Linked DNA regions of Mus musculus: region 2 is linked to region 1. Evidence: chromatin loops called from intact Hi-C (ENCODE). Cell type or tissue: heart. All regions are shown on one strand. Links, peaks and the distances in the headings refer to the core of each region. The heading gives the core; the rest is flanking DNA. Region 1 holds the start of Foxq1 (forkhead box Q1). Region 2 has its middle 32 kb from the start of 4930401O12Rik.

Region 1 (8,328 bases), core at 107-8,106:
AACAGACATCTTTCTTCTTCTCTTCTTGCTGTTTTCCTTTATCATCCATAGAAGGTGAATGAATTCTCCAGACACAAAACATCAGCTCAAAACAGTCAAATCAACTGCAACCGCATAGAAGAGTTTTATTTGTGATTTTTAACTTAAGACAAACTTTTTTCTCAGCACATGGTATCGATGGGGCAAGAATAGGATATACAGCCAAGAAATAAAGACAAGACTCCATCTTGATGGAGTCTGTATCCTAGTTCCCAGGTTCCTCTTCCCCTTCCCAGATAGCTGGACCCAGCCATTTTCCTCCTGGGGTCTTCCTCTCCGAAGTCGTCGTAGTGGTCCATGGGTAGTATCTTACCTAGCCATTCCAACCTCCCAAAGAACTCTCAAAGTAGAAAGAGTTGCCCCACCCTCACCCCAGCTGAGAATTCTCCATCCTCCTCTCCTCCCCCATCACAAGCTCCAAACCCAACAGTCAGCTTAATAGGGACGAGGAATAGGCATTTCCTCGCCTAACCAAGATCAAGGTAAGGAGAGTATCTGCTGCAGCTAGTGAGAGGTGGTGACGGATGAAGTGCGGGACTGGCAGTGAGGTGGACTGGCAGTGAGTGGATTAGCAGCCACTGGTGTTCCTAGGCCTGGAATCTCCCTATTGCCTATTGCCTATTGAGTCTTAACCCTCCTAAATGTATCTCCTCCATAAAACAGGCACGCTGAGTTCAAATAAGGACAACCTTCATTAACAATGTCTTTTATCCCTGGCCAAATCAATGCTTTGTCACCTTGCACTGGGCTAATTCTCATCCCAACGCACTCCCCTGGCCAGGACCTAGGGACCATCCATTTGCGGGCAGGAGCTAAGAGGAACCCCTTGAAAGAGGCTGTTTTTCGAGGCTGGAGGAACGCACCACGTGGTAAACAGTTACTCCCTGCATACTACAAAACATCAGATTCCTGCTGGCTGTCAAGATGCCCACTGCATTCTGAGCGCCTTTACGGCTTCTTGACTTAAGAGAAGAGAAGCTTGTGTATGCTTTCCACACAAATGGTGGAAAGTAATAAAATAAACTTCAAACATGCTCTCCCACATAGTCGCAGCCTCAACATTATTCGCAACAAAAGCAGGAAGAAGGAGGAAGCTGGCGTGGTAGGCATAGGGTCAAAAGTGCACCCTTCCTAGTGCAAGGCCCCTTTCCTTGGAGAACTGACACAGAGTTGTCAGGGAGTCGGAGGAGTTGCAGAAGAGGCCTCCTTTCCTGTTTGACACCCGTGCCACTAAAGCCAAGGCAAGTTCTAGAGCACAGTTGCAGACAAATAGCGATAAACACGCCTTGCCTTTGCCTCATGCCCCAAGGAACACACATCCTCCCGTGATTCTTGTTGATTGCTAGACCCGGGCACTGCATGGCTGTGGGCAAAGCCCACGTCACAAGACTTCGGAAGGGACTCAAGGCAGGCAGAGCCGGGCACCTCTCTTGCAAAGCGGCCTCCCGGTAAAAGTATGGGGCGTTGCCTCCTTCCCCCCAGAGCCTCCAGCCAGGTATGACAAAATAAAAGTGAAAGTCGGAAGCCGGCTAAGAAACAAGAGGCACGATCAACCAAAAAGAATCATAGAATTTCAAGCTCGTGGTTTTTACTTGTTACAAGGGGTAAAGTTGGCCATAGAGAGGAAGTAAGAGGAAGGGCACGAAAGAGGTCAATGCAAAGGCTGTTCCACGGGGTGTCTGCAGTTCAGCGATTCAATTATCACCAGGGATTTCCTTTCCTAAGAATATTGGCTCTCCTTGCCAAAAAAATCCGCAGGCTGCACGCAGCGCGCAGCTCAGGACGGCGGCCAGACCTATGCAACCAGTCCCTCGGCCTAAGCCCTTTTAGGTGTCTCTCTGGAGCGTCCAAAAAGTGTCAGCTCTACCAGGTATAGGAGAGCAATCGTCTTGGTGAGTCCGGGGGGCGCAGAAACCCACTCGGTGGCCGCGGGAAGCCAGAAGCTCCTACCTGCGCAGCGGGGCGGGCGGGGCAGCCGCACAGGCGCGCACACTCGCGCGCACACCCTAGCCGTGCGCTCGCTCCCCATTGGCGAGACCGAAAGGGCGGGGCCGGCCAGACCCAAAACAAACAACCTGCGCCCGCGGAGACTCTGTGGCCGCGCCGCCGCGTGGCCTCGGCCTGATGAACGCCTTGGGGGGAGCCGCGGCCACCTCGGCCACCTAGTTCCCCCACCCCCTGGCCGTGGGCGCCCAGGCCCCGCCCGCGCGGAGCCGCCGCAGGGTTATATTGGGCCGGACCGAAGGTGGAGGCGAGATTCTGCTGCGGCCGGCCAGCGCGGACATGCTGCCCGGGAAGCCGGGGGTGGCAAGGCGGCTGCGGGTGCGGCGGCCTCGAAGACTCCTTTCTATGGGCTCTCGAGGCTGAAGACGTCCTATCCTCAAAAGTAGCGGGTGCGCCAGCAGACGTCAGGTCGGTGCCTGAGACCTAGACATCCAGCGAAGGAACACTTTTGGACGCCCAGACCGATAGCATAAGCGCCGGCTCGGTCCTCCCAGCACGAAATCCTAAGGCTGGTGTGTCCTGGCCCCCGCTTCGCAGGGTGGCCCCTCATTCCTCGCTTGTCTTCCGCTCAAAGTCTCTAAACCTCGGAGTAAGGACAGCACTGCACCAACTTCTATCACTCCACTCCTCACTTCACCCAACAATCAAAACCCCTCCCAAAAAAAATCCCAGCGGAGGAGAACCTTTCGGAAAAGCGTCTCTCTCGGAAAGACGCAGGAGCGGTCCCTCCCAGGAGAAGACAGACTCAGCGGGCCACGGGATCGCCACTCCGGGCGCCACTCGCTTCCTACGACCTCGCAGGAAAGGGGTAACTGTGCCGGACTGGAAGCACCAGCGCCGGCATGAAATTGGAGGTGTTCGTCCCACGCGCAGCCCACGGGGACAAAATGGGCAGCGATCTGGAGGGGGCCGGCAGCAGCGACGTGCCATCTCCACTGTCCGCGGCTGGTGACGACTCCTTAGGCTCAGACGGGGACTGTGCAGCCAACAGCCCGGCGGCGGGCAGCGGCGCCGGGGATCTGGAAGGTGGCGGCGGCGAGAGGAATTCGAGTGGCGGGCCGAGCGCCCAAGACGGTCCGGAGGCAACTGATGACAGCAGAACGCAGGCCTCCGCGGCAGGGCCGTGCGCGGGCGGCGTGGGCGGCGGCGAGGGCGCGCGCAGCAAGCCGTACACGCGGCGGCCCAAGCCCCCATACTCCTACATCGCTCTCATCGCCATGGCCATCCGCGACTCCGCGGGCGGACGCCTGACACTGGCCGAGATCAACGAGTACCTCATGGGCAAGTTCCCCTTTTTCCGGGGCAGCTACACGGGCTGGCGCAACTCCGTGCGCCACAACCTCTCGCTCAACGACTGTTTCGTCAAGGTGCTGCGCGACCCCTCGCGGCCCTGGGGCAAGGACAACTACTGGATGCTCAACCCCAACAGCGAATACACCTTCGCCGACGGGGTCTTCCGCCGCCGCCGCAAGCGCCTCAGCCACCGGACCACAGTCTCCGCGTCCGGGCTGCGGCCGGAGGAAGCCCCACCCGGACCTGCCGGGACCCCGCAGCCCGCGCCCGCCGCCCGCTCCTCCCCGATCGCGCGCTCGCCGGCTCGCCAGGAGGAGCGCTCCAGCCCTGCGAGCAAGTTCTCCAGCTCCTTCGCCATCGACAGCATTCTCAGCAAGCCTTTTCGCAGCCGCCGCGACGGCGACTCGGCTCTGGGGGTGCAGCTACCCTGGGGCGCCGCTCCCTGCCCGCCGCTGCGCGCCTATCCCGCGCTCCTTCCCGCGGCGCCCGGTGGCGCTCTGCTACCGCTCTGTGCTTACGGCGCAAGCGAGCCTACGCTGCTGGCGTCGCGCGGGACCGAGGTGCAGCCCGCGGCGCCCCTTCTGCTGGCGCCCCTCTCCACCGCGGCTCCAGCCAAGCCATTCCGAGGTCCGGAGACCGCCGGCGCGGCGCACCTGTACTGCCCCCTACGGCTGCCCACGGCCCTGCAGGCGGCAGCGGCCTGCGGTCCCGGTCCGCACCTGTCCTACCCGGTGGAGACTCTGCTAGCTTGACAGGAGCTCTGTGCTCAGCAGAAGGGGTGCTGAGCAGGGTGGAGTTGGGGGCGCCTTTTGTTGAGGAGGTTGGAATGTGGGCTCTAGGGCTGTGCACTTTCCACTTTCCGGAGGAATAGAGTTTTTCTTTTTTTCAACTCTCCATCAAATGTGCCTTAAAGTTAAGCATTTTGACCCAAGTGTTTTAACTTAGTCCAGAATAGTTTCCTTTGTCTTTTGTAACTTTACAGAGGATCAAAGCCGTTCTTTTCCATTTCTTGGCCAGGCCTGTACTCTCCCGCATAGAGGCTTTCCTTTCCCTCCTATTTGCGTCACGCCTTCCACTGATTTACCTTCCCCACCCATAAAAAAGAAAAAGAAAAATACATCAGGGAACCACTCCATGGGGTAAATGATGACTACTGTTTGGGGTTTTGAGACCCCGCTGTGTAAATGTGTGTCTTTCACAGGAGTGACTGCTGCGTGTAAGAGAGCTGTCAATCAAACTTATGGTCATTTTCTTTGCTAACAACCAATGCTTCACTGTGCCAAAAAAAAAAAAAAAGAGGGAAATGTTGTTGGGTTTTTGTAATTAAATTATTTATATATTTTTGAAACCTGAATTGAAATGTTGCAGGCAACGGCTACAGCTTTATTAGTGGTTACCTAACTGTGGTCTTCTTGGGCCAAGCAATTTCTTTAAAGGAAAAGTTAGCATTATGTTTGTGGGGTGCCAGGGCCGCCACCACGAGAAACCGTGTGATTTTTATTTTAATATTATTTGTGTCTGTGTATATATTTGTATATAAATTTTATGAACCCCAGGCATACTGCTTGTTTTTTTAAAAAAAAATAAAACTCAAAATTGATCTACAAAACACTTTGTGATAGTAGATTGGGGTAGATATTTTTACCACTCCCCCACCCCAAAAAAAATGGGTTCAGGCTGGGCGGTGGTGACGCATGCCTTTAATCCCAGCATTTGGGAGGCAAAGGCAGGTGGATTTCTGAGTTCGAGGCCAGCCTGGTCTACAAAGTGAGTTCCAGGACAGCCAGGGCTATACAGAGAAACCCTGCCTCGAAAACAAACAAACAAACAAAAAGTCCTTCATACCGAGATCAAGATATTTGTGGTTTCATTTTCTGCTATTGCTTCACAATGTCTAGGATGTGCCTTCCATTAATAGAATTTCCTAGACTCAAAGACATTCAGGAGTTAGCACAACACATACATCTGCCTATCTCTCTCCTAAGAACCTTTAGCCGGCCAGGTGAGCTGGCAAGGTGAGGTAGCAAACAGCTTTTCGTCAGGTGGACATTTTCAAGTCAGTTGACTGAAGCTGGAAACTTGATCTTGGCGTAAAACTTATTTGGCACACCAAAAATTGCCTTCAGGCAATTTTCAGGGCAACTTGAATGCTAGTGTTTTTTGTTTTTTGTTTTATCAAAACAAAGCTACCTTTTCTTGAACTAAAACAGTTGCTTGGGTGTGAACACTTCTGTGATCTTTCCTGCCATCAGCTGAGATATTATTCGCAAATAAGGACGCTGATTCCTTGGTAAGTTCAAAAGCAACAGGTCCCTAACAGCTCCGTACATTGGAAAAGTCTGAAGTGGTGAGATATTCAGACAGAATATCTGGGCCTCCATGCCAGACAGAAACGTGACCTGAGATCTTAACATTTCATGGAGAAGAAAGCAGTGAGCCTGTTGGAGGATGCTCCTTCTGGGACAGGGATGTAAGAAAGCCTCCAGGGGTTGGAGTTCTCAGTATTCCTCAGAGTGATACTAATGGGTTTGGATTCTTGCAAAAGGTAGACAAAGCTGAAACAAACCAATCAGGAAAGAGAAAGGCAGGTTCCCCTCGTGGAGATTATGTTCAACTGCACGTTCCCAGCAAGCCCTCCATGTCTGAGGGCAGGAGGGTTTATAGCTTGCACAGCCCCCTCTGCCTTCTACCTGACTTCTCTCCAGTTAGGCACCTTATCTGTGCAGGGTGCTGACATCCATGTCCCCATTGGTACTTATTCTTTTCTCTTCCGATGCTGTGTCTTTTGCTGCTCACTGAAATCGCTGTTTGTGTCAAAGAATACAAAAACCAATTTAAAAGGGAAAGGTGGTGTTTTAAAATCACAGCTGTTTCCCCTCCCCCTCTAAAGGAAACCATCCCTCCTAATAAACTGAGCGTCAACACAGGGCTCCCTCCTAAGCCTTTGTCCCCAGGGACTGAAGGGTTTTCGAAGGAATGTTGAGAGTCCCAGACTGGGAGTTTCTGGTCTCAGTTGGGCTTTTCATGGTCAGTTCTATATCCTGTATCTTGCAATGTGTGTGTGTGTGTGTGTGTGTGTGTGTGTGTGTGTGTGTGTGTGTTTCTGGGTGCTAGGCCTCCAGGGAGACAGAACAGCTTCACAGAGCGGGGTGGGGGCCTGTGGAAACACTTTTGTTTCAGGCCACATGGCTTCGAATTTCAGAGACATGGGCCTTCTGTGCTGAAGCTGGTAGGATCAAGTCTGAGCTCAGACCTTCAGACCTGTTGTTGCACCACCCTGATGCTGTGGCTGGTAATGAACTTGGCTAATGGTAAGCCAAGAGCATCCAGTGTTCCGGAGCCTCTGCTGGTTGAGTGAGGTGGGCAGGGCAAATCCACAGCCTCGGGCTCCTTCTAGAACTGATTCTTGACACTCCCACCCCTAGTACCCTACAACAGACACAAAAGCCAAGCTCCCCGCCAGCAAATAAAGGTTCTCCTAGGAGCCCCAGAAAGCTTCCCAGGATTAGCCTCGCTGACCTACGAGCATCAATAAGTAAGCCCTACCCTGTCCACTTGCACTGGCTCCGAAGTTTCACAGGCTGCGTTTTTCTGCCTCTGGGAATGTATATCCACACTCAACATACAAAACAAATTCACAGGCTAAGATAACTCACATCTTAGGATCTAAGAAAGAGTACTCACTATATATACAAGAAAACAGTGGCTGAGGGCTGTCTTTAAAGTGTCCCACTCTGACAGATCAAGCTCTGGAACCCAGAGTCTGCAGCTCCCAAGTCAGAATTCTTTCCACAGTTATACAGATATTTCAGACCCAGACATACTTCAGCCCGGATTTAGTGGAACTACATGAAATGGTCTCAGCTCGCCTTTATGACAAAGATGATCAGACCTCCCAACGGTCAAGTGGTTTCTCTCCTTACCAAAAACTTGCTCTCTGCTCCTCCCCCAAACTGTCTTTTCTTTTCTTTTCTTTTCTTTTCTTTTCTTTTCTTTTCTTTTCTTTTCTTTTCTTTGTACAAATTGGCTGCTGGCACTTTAGACCAGCACTTCACCTCATCATGCATGCTAGAGCCAGCACTGATCTCCATTCCCTTCTACAGAGTCCCATGGGTGCACTCCTGCAGACTGTAAGGAGCAGAATTCTCCTGGGAAAAGAGTGCCTTCAAGGACCTGTCTGTGACCCAGAAGCCCCTACTGTTTTCCCATACCAGCTATCAAACAAACATAGAAACAAACAGAAACCCTCTGTTTTAAACAAAAAGAGAGGAAAAAAGAAAGAAAGAAAGAAAGAAAGAAAGAAAGAAAGAAAGAAAGAAAGGAAGGAAGGAAGAAAGAGAGAAAGAAAGAAAAGAAGGAAGAAAGAAAGATAAAGAAGAGAGGAAGGAAGGAAGGAAGGAAGGGAAAGAAAGAAAGAGAGAGAGAGAAAGAAAGAGAGAGAGAGAGAGAGAGAGAGAAAGAAAGAAAGAAAGAAAGAAAGAAAGAAAGAAAGAAAGAGAGAGAGGCAGGCAGAAAGAAAGATAAAGAAGAAAGAAAGAAAGAAAGAAAGAAAGAAAGAAAGAAGAGAGAGAGAAAGAGAGATAAGGAAGAAAGAAAGATAAAGAGAGAAAGAAAGGCAGAAAGAAAGATAAAGAAGAGAGAAAGAAAGAAAGAAAGAAAGAAAGAAAGAAAGAAAGAAAGAAAGAAAGAGAAAGAAAAAAAAGAAAGGAAGGAGACTGTCTCTCCTTTATGTTCAATTTTTAACTTTAAAAAGCTAACTTGATATATTTACATTCACACCATGGAGGAGGGGCACTTACTGTCACCAAATATAAAAGGATTTTGTTTCTCTCTGTTACTGTTTTATTGTAATTCTTTTGACCACAATAGCCGAGCTTTGCCTCAGTTCTAGAAATTAGACTCTGAGGAGTCCTTTTGTAAATATGTCGTGCTTTCCAACACCACAATACTTCTCTCTTAAGTTACAGACTTTATAGTCCCCTAATGAGACCA
Region 2 (8,328 bases), core at 133-8,132, 350 kb before region 1:
TTTTAAGTCAAAACACACTGGCATGCGGCTTTTAAGGCATTTTATTTAACGGGGTAATCTTAAATTGAGGCCGAAACAAATTCAGGAACATTAAGGATTTCTTGCCCAGTATATACAGCACTGAAGGAACATTTTAAAGAAATCGTTAATGCTCTATAAAAGATGTAACAAAATCCTTCTTGCCATAAAATGTCCTCCAGATATTGATGAGTACAGTAAAAACTCTCAAGTATGTGTATGTCAAAAGCTCTGGATGTATGGTATTCTCCTCCCCCATCTCTCTGTCTCTCTGTCTCTCTGTCTCTGTCTCTCTCTGTCTGTCTTCTTTCCCCCTCTCTCCCCCTCCCTCTGTGAGCTTGTGTACATGTATAGTTTGAGTCTATAAGCCTCCTTGCATCTCCATTCCTTTCTCCCTCTCTGTCTTCCTCATCCTCCCCCTTCCCTCCTTTCCTTCTTTTCCTTCCTGTGTGGGTAGAACATATGAGCTGCTATGGCTCAGTTGGTAAGGGTACTTGCCCCCAGCTAAGTTTGGTAGCTTGTGTTCAATCCCTAAATCCACATGGTAGAGGAGAAAACCAAGTCCTCCAAGTTGTCCTCTGATCTCCATATATACACCATGGGTCAAATATGTGTCACTCTGGTCCCTACTCTCCTATCTGTAAGGTATGTGTTCTTCTGTTATGGTCACAAGGTGGGCTTGGCATTCAAGCCATCCTATCTGTGTCTCCTCATGGAAGGGATGATATTGATAGTACATGGGATAACTTAGATACGTCTGTCCACTTCACAAGAGCTTTTCTGTTTAGATCCGCTTGCCCACAAACACCCAAATGCTCACTGTGCACTGCAAGAGAGGATGAGAAAGGAAATTGGGGTTTTGCTAAGCAACAGGATAATGGATAATAGGTGATTCACAGTTGCTTCCAGGCCAATTAATTGTTTCTCAATAAGAAAGCTGAAATGCAGAGTTGATTCTGAGAAATTCAGGATTCTAATAATGAATACAGTGCCGCTGTGGTAGAACGGACAAATCTCACCACCAAGACAGACGGAGAAAGGATTCTCTCCGTCATAAGCTCCTGCACTTTAAAACCCATCTCTTTCATTTTTATGTATTTGCTGGCTTTTGACACAGCTCTTGCTATGTAGTCTGACTGCACTTGAACTTCCTGACTCTCCCTGCCCAGCTGCCTAAATGCTGGTATCACAAGAGTGTGTGGCCGTGCCTGACTGTTTTTACTTCTAAGTCACTGTTATTACAACATTACATTAACTATATTTAATCTAATCTACATCGAATATATCTGAGCTACATTCTATATTCAAGAACATCTCAATGACATGAACTATATTTGATGAGTTATCTATTATGGTTAGAATCAGCTCCTATTTATCCAGAATCAAAATGATCAAAAATCATGGCACTATTTTTATTTCTAGTCATATACCTATCTGTTATATGCTTATTGCTTTTCAATAAGAGCTCCACACATGCACCACAAGTCACGTCTGTGTCACTCTTTATTTATTTATTTACTTACTTAATTATTTATATCTCATTGGTTGCTGTATAGTTACCACACAGCTTGGGTAAATCAGAGCACTTCTTCAGAACAAGTTGCCTGGCATCTTATTGCTATGCTTGCCTTTTGTGGACTATCTTAAAAATGAGACCAGCACTGACTTCTGTTATTGAAAGCACCACAGTCCCTCCTCTTTTGGGTTCATTTGGAAGTATACAGAAAAGAATTCATAAGGAGATAATAGTTTTTCCTCTCATGAATTAGTAAAGAAAGGCTTCTTGTATCAGGAAGGGAAACAGAATTCTTACCCTTCAGGATTACTTCACAAAAGCTGGCAAATCAAAACTCCCTGGGCAATGCTGGGAATTGCACTGCAAGGTAAACAAAGATCTAACACATACCCCCTGCTGCTGGAAATGAATTCTTTCAGAAGGAAACAGACTATGCCCGTCACAATGACATCAGCTTATTGTAACCTTCCCTCGGTGTAGACAAAATAACCCATAGGCCTCTCAGATCTGCCCGTGAGTCACCTTTTCTGTACCCAGTGACTTCCTTCAGGACATCACACAGCGCTGCCTTTGAATGGTGCCTTTCAAATAGATTGTCCCCTAACTTTAGGTTCATGGGAGTGTCTCCCTGATGGGCAGCGACTGGTGGGTAGGGAACACCTGCAGTTCCCTGTGCTACCCTAGGGGTGGGGTCCAGGCCTCTGGTCTATACAAACATATGATTGTATCTATGATCTTTCTGGATATTCTTACAGTTCTTTGAAAATCTCATGTATTTCTCCTACTGATTCTACTTTTTACATATTCTTGTGGAGTCTTCAAATGGGGTTCTTATGGCATGGAGAGCATCAGCGTGTTTGTTGGATCTATCCTTCATGAGCTGCTTGCCAGGCAGACAGGACCTTGAAGCAAGGAGTTCTCTGTGGCACAAAAGACTTTGCTGTTAGACCCAGAGTTAGGCAAGTAAGCTTGCTCCCTGGATTAGAAAATGCAGAACATTTAGCTTGCTCTGTGCGCAGCACTCATTACAAGAAACTCCCCAACTGGAGTTTTTGAAACTAGAAATTAGCATCACTAAGATGACACAAATGGAAAATTCCATACTTTACCTCAAGTGATAGATGACTGTCAGACACGGGCACATTGGAAATGTTATATAAATTACCTCGGGCTGTGACACATGAATGAATTTCATATTGAAAGATGGGTCCCAACTCTGATATCTAACAACACAAGCCCTAACTCTAAGAGTGCAGGGTGGTCCTATATGATGAGTCCCTGAGGCAACCTGCATATGATTGGTACTTGATGCTGTTTGTTAAGTGAATGCATGACAAAATAAGTACATCTTTATTAAACTCAGTATAAGGGACTCACAGTCAGACAGGGTAGACTATTAGCTGCTCTGTAGTTCTGAGTTTAGAAGAAGGAAGTTTGGATCTAGACTGGTTCAGCTACTTGTTTCTATTCCATGAGATGTTAAGGTGAGACACACTATTTTCTCTAGCTTGTTCACTGACCAACAATGCCCATTACTCCCTAGTGAATACACCAGTATACACTGTGCTGTGCAAAAGGACTGAACTTAGTGCTAGTTCTACTAGCACTAAGAGGTGGGGAAATTCCACTCAAAGATGCAGCCGCCTTCCTTCTCAGGAACGGTTCTTTCCATCCACCCGTGCCCAGTCTGGGCAAGAAATACCTGCTGGGCAGTGTTCCATGCATAGATATTCTTCACTCTCAGCCCTTTGGGAAAAGAAGCCCCATTTCTTTTTCTTTTTCTTTTTTTTTTTTGAAGCCCCATTTCTAAGGCAGCTTTCTGGGCTCCAGGGAGGCCGGCGGCTTCTGGTTTCTTGAGTGGATTTGAGAGCACAGCATCTGGCAGGCCACAAGAGGACAGCAGTGTCTTGAGCTCTGGCTGCTGCTCCCTCCTCTGGCTTCTCTCCAGGAACAGAGAGAGACCTGGGTGACTTAAGACTTGGTTTCATCACTTTACTCCAGCCTAGGAATGGGGAGAGATTTTTACTGATGAACGAGTTGGAAAAAAACCAGGCGGTTTCTGCATGCCAAGTTGTTATTTTCCCTTTCTTCCAGACTGCTCTGACGTAGTTATCTCTGATATCACAGAGCCTCACTGGGGACCTAAAGGGAAGAAGCAGGCTCTACTATCTCAGAGCCTGTCTTGCTGGAAATGGGGTGATTTTTAAGACTCTTACTTTTAATGTGTTTCAGACTGCAGAGTTGTCACCTCCATGTTATAAGCTACCCCAACCTCTTTAATTCACTAAGCTCATGAAACTTTGGTTTACCCCCTCCCCTTAGATATTTTATTTGTAAAACATTTCCTGAACGCCTGATTGGAATGTGTATCATAACCGGGGAACAGAAATATAAACAAGTATCCTCTGGGTTGAAACATAGGTGAGAAGGAAACATGTGAACCAATAAATAATAATTCAATTTTTTAGCATCTAATTTCATGTCACTCAGACAGGCAAGGACTAAGCTGGGGCTTCAAAGTAGAACCCAAGTGCGGGCCACTCTAGGACTCACTACAAGTTTTCCTTATGGAAAAAAAAAGTTGTAATAGGCTCTCACTTCATAGACCTGTTCTTCAGTAAGTATATTCAATAGCTCATGGAATGTTTGCATGAGTTGGGAACTGCGTAAACTCCTTTCTATGCGTGGGACCCTTCTGTCCACTCTGATTCAAATATTTACTCTAATTAGGAAAGATTAAATCTATTTTTTATTTTTATTTTTTTAGCTGATGAATGTACTGGAAAAACCCCAGGACAGTTTCTACATGTTTTCTTATTCTCCCAGCTTCTGTTATCGCTGTGTTCTCTGTTACTGCAGAGCTTTACTGAGAGTAGTGGCCTGGTTCCTGTTCCCCACCGAGGCTCCTCCTAGGACCAGAGGGACCATCTAGCTTCCTAAGTAAGAGCACATAGATACTTGGGAAACAGATACAGTTTGAGAAAACAAACTAAGTCACCTGAAACCTCACAACTAGGCTGTAGATCCCAAAGCCAGAATATTGGTCCTGATGCTCAATGCCATGACTTTCCCCCACCATCAGACTCTTGTATGGCTTCCTGCATTTCCATCTGGACAATCTTGGACCCACGGGTCCACTTCGTCTGTGCTTTTCCTAGGCCAGACTCTGGAAACTTTCAACAGTGAAACCTTAGGAAGCCACACAATCAGGAAGCCACATAGTAGCTTCAGGGATATGGGAGGATGGGAGCATTGTCAGCCTCTGGATCTACAGCTCTGAATGAATCAAAGCCCTTTCACCAGCTTATCAATGGCCGTGGCTCCTTTGGCTCCACAACAGCTCTTATCACACAGGCTACTCTAAACAAAGCCAGAGTCTGCATTGCTGGTTGCAATAGTATTGTGCCTAGTCATAGACCTGTCCAGTAGAATTCATTATAAGTAAAAGCATAAGTGTTCACTGAAGAGTAAAGCTGCTGACTGCCACTGCCTTCCTTACCACTATGTAGTGAACAATCCTGGTGCCCACCAGAGCTGGAGCTTTATAAACATAGATGCCCTTCATAGAGCCTTAATGCCCTTGATTGCATGGACCCACAGAAATGGGCCTCATTCCTTGACCCAAAGCAGCAGCTTTAGCATTCCTTTTCCTCCTCCTTCCCCCTTTTCCTTTTCCCTTTCTGCTCTCCCTCTACCATTTCTTTTTATTCCCTTCCTCTCTACTTCTCTTCCTTTAGCCCTTCATCTCTTCCTTGTGATTCCAAGGAAGACTGATCAAACACCAGTCTTGCACAGGCTAGCTAAGATAAGGGGTCTGCCATTGACTTGTCCTCAGCCTTTCTTTTGTTCTTTATTCTTTAACTTCCACTGTCTGGACAATAAACCACAGATAGAGGCCACAGATACTATTTTATGGCTATCTTGTCTTGAAGCCATTGTTTTTCATGTGTACTTTTGAAAGAACAAAGTTCTAAGTACAAATTAAAAATACATGCACAATGACAGGTGGGTGAGTAGAATCTGGCATTTAAAATTCCAAGGCAGAATGTCTACCTGAGCCCTGAATGATGTCACGTGCCAGCCCATGGGGGTGGGGGCAGACTGGACTTCTTCTCCTCCGCACATTCCACTTGGGCAATACACCTGACTCTACTGCTTTGGGACCCATCTGTTACGCCATTAGACATTGGGAAGGGGACTCAATAGATGTCAAGGCTCTCTTACTTCTGTGTAATTCCTTTGTGTTGATAGACAAGCTAATTCTTTGGTGCAAAAGTTCTAGAAGGGGCTCAAATGGTTCGGGTTGCTGTTGTGTGTGCACTAGTGCCTCCAAATTGAGTGACCTTGCAGGAACTACATCTGTGGGTTCCCTCAAGAAGACACACTAGCCTGGATTGGATATAGAAGACCTTGCCAGTTGACTGGCTTACCCTGAGTTTTCTTGGTAACATGTATCCCTGGAAGGTTCCTTATTTGAAATTTCCACATTCCTGGCTCTCCTGAGGTCATAGTTGTGACAATTATTTTGGGGCTTTAAAGGCATAGGTAACTTGTCAGATTTGTAATTGAGCATCTGTGTGTGTTAGTCAAGAATGCTACACATCAAGAGACAGACAAGTACTCTTCTCCTCACCAAGAGATATTGACAAAGCCACTGAGGGAATGCATTAAGGTCACCTCCTAGGAGCTGGTGAGAACAACCTACCCAGGAGAGGCAGGCCAGGGGGAGCATTGTGAAGAAACAAGACTTGGTTCTTTAAACAACAACAAAACAACAACAAAACAGATGTTGTTTGAGTGGTTTACCTTCATACATGTCTATGAATCATGTATGTGCAGTGCCTGTCCAGAATGGGGCATCCGATCCACTGGAGCTGGAATCACAGACAGCTATAAGCCTCTGTATGGTTGTGCTGAGAATCAAACCTGAGTCCTCTGGACGAACAAGTGCTCTTAACCTCTGAGCCGTGCTTTTAAGCCCTGAGCCATCTCTCGAGTACCAAGTTGATTCTTTTTTTTTTTTTTCCTCGACAGTATAGCCCTGGCTGTCCTGGAACTCACTTTGTAGACCAGGCTGGCCTCGAACTCAGAAATCCGCCTGCCTCTGACTCCCAAGTGCTGGGATTAAAGGCACGCGCCACCACGCCCAGCTCCAAGTTGATTCTTGAAAGATGGTTAAAGTTCTTGAAAAATGGTTAAAATTAGGTAACTAAAGAGGAGGCAGATGTACCCTCTGGCAGAAGAAAAGCCTGGATGGTCTGAAAATTGGGGTGCTCAGCAGACAGGTCTAGGCATGCCTTGCTATGCCTTGAGAAGCAAGAATAAGTAGTGGTTGTGTAAAGTGTTGTAGGCATGAGACATAGGAGGCAGAGTGGGGAAAGAAAGAAAGAAAGAAAGAAAGAAAGAAAGAAAGAAAGAAAGAAAGAAAGAAAGAGAAAGAAAGGAAGAAGGAAAGAAAGAAAGAAAGAGAAAGAAAGGAAGAAGGAAGGAAAGAAAGAAAGAAAGAAAGAAAGAAAGAAAGAAAGAAAGAGAAAAAGAGAGAAAGAGAGAAAGGTAGGTAGGTAGGTATACCAAAACAGCCAGAGTCACAGCCTGATGGGCACAACGGGGAAAGGGGGTGGGGTATGAGAGAAGGAAAGGAAAGAAAGCAGAGACCCAAGCCAGCGGCTCTGTTATACATCCTTCAGTGGGCTGCTCTCCCCAGAAGCTTTCCTTTCAGCTTCAACAGAGATTAGGATTTCAAGATATGGTTTTGATTGCAGATTAGATGGCAAAATTTTCCCCTTTGGGTTTATCCTAGTTAAGATTTCTATTGCTGTGATAAAATACTATGGCTAAAAGCAGCTTGGGAAGGAAAGGGTTTATTCCCCTTTCTGTTCCACACCACAGTCCATCACTGAGGGAAGTCAGGCTAGGAACTCAAACAGTGAGGAAAGCTGGAGACAGGAGCTGATGCAGAGGCCATGGAAGGATGCTGCTTACTGGCTTGCTCCTCATGGCTTGCTCAGCCTGCTTTCTTATAGCCTCCAGGACCACCAGCCCAGGGATGGTAATATCTACAATGCCCAGGGTCTTCCCATTTCAGCCATTAATCAAGAAATTAACCCATACACTTGCCCACAGGCCAATATTAGGAGACATTTCTCAATAAAAACTCTCTTCTGGGGAAGGGGGGAGGGTATGGGGGGCTTTTGGGATAGCATTTGAAATGTAAATGAAGAAAATACCTAATTAAAAAAAGTTCACATGAGCACCCTGACAATAAAAACAAAAAACAAAACAAAACAAAAAAAAAAACAAACAAAAAAACCCTCTCTTCCCAGATATGTGTCACATTGGCAAAAAGCAACCAGTATAAGACTTCTGGAAAAGTTTCTGATTTTGTGAGTTTTTGGTTTTGTTTGTTTGTTTGTTTGTTTTTTAATGGAGTACTCAGGGAAATTGGAAAAGGATTCAAGCAATCCAGAGCCATCACAAGCTATATTTGCCACTTAAAAGACTATGTGGCTGTCTCCTCCCAGGGCCCTCTCTGAAGAATCTGAAAGGTTAGTCATGGGTGGGCCTAGTTAACTATGTGATAAAGTTGGTGAAGTAAGAAAAATTGCAATTGCAGAGGTTTTAGACAGAAGCTTTCTTATCTTAATTGTTGACACTTATTTATTTGTTTATTTATTTGCCTTTTGAGAGGGTTTTCCTGTGCTTCCCAGGCTGGCCTTGAACTCCTTTTATTGCTGACTCACTCTGCCAAGTGCTTGGACTGACTTTTGAACCCAAGAGCTGAAAGAAATCACTTT

What was found. A loop is a pair of places that touch in the nucleus more often than their neighbours do. Peaks named below come from ENCODE experiments on the same cell type or tissue, not always from the same donor. Only the 100,000 strongest peaks of a DNase experiment are listed, where the experiment ranks them.
Region 2: it touches region 1 in a loop (3-fold over the local background); 3 of 42 quality-filtered maps call a loop at or near these places.

What each region holds. Positions count from the first base shown.
Region 1 is chr13:31,556,032-31,564,359 of GRCm38, forward strand. Foxq1 (forkhead box Q1) reads left to right here and starts at 2,139. Exons shown (of 1, transcript NM_008239.4): 1 at 2,139-4,945. The coding sequence starts at 2,886. The coding sequence ends at 4,088. In heart, for the core only: a CTCF peak has its summit at 4,011; a DNase peak (open chromatin) is centred at 2,130; H3K4me3 peaks cover 3,270 bases; H3K27ac peaks cover 1,723 bases; H3K27me3 peaks cover 7,165 bases.
Region 2 is chr13:31,204,432-31,212,759 of GRCm38, forward strand. No RefSeq gene overlaps it. Among named protein-coding and RNA genes, the nearest start is that of 4930401O12Rik, 32 kb to the right of the region's middle. In heart, for the core only: a CTCF peak has its summit at 3,427 (motif pointing right); a DNase peak (open chromatin) is centred at 3,500; H3K27me3 peaks cover 2,567 bases.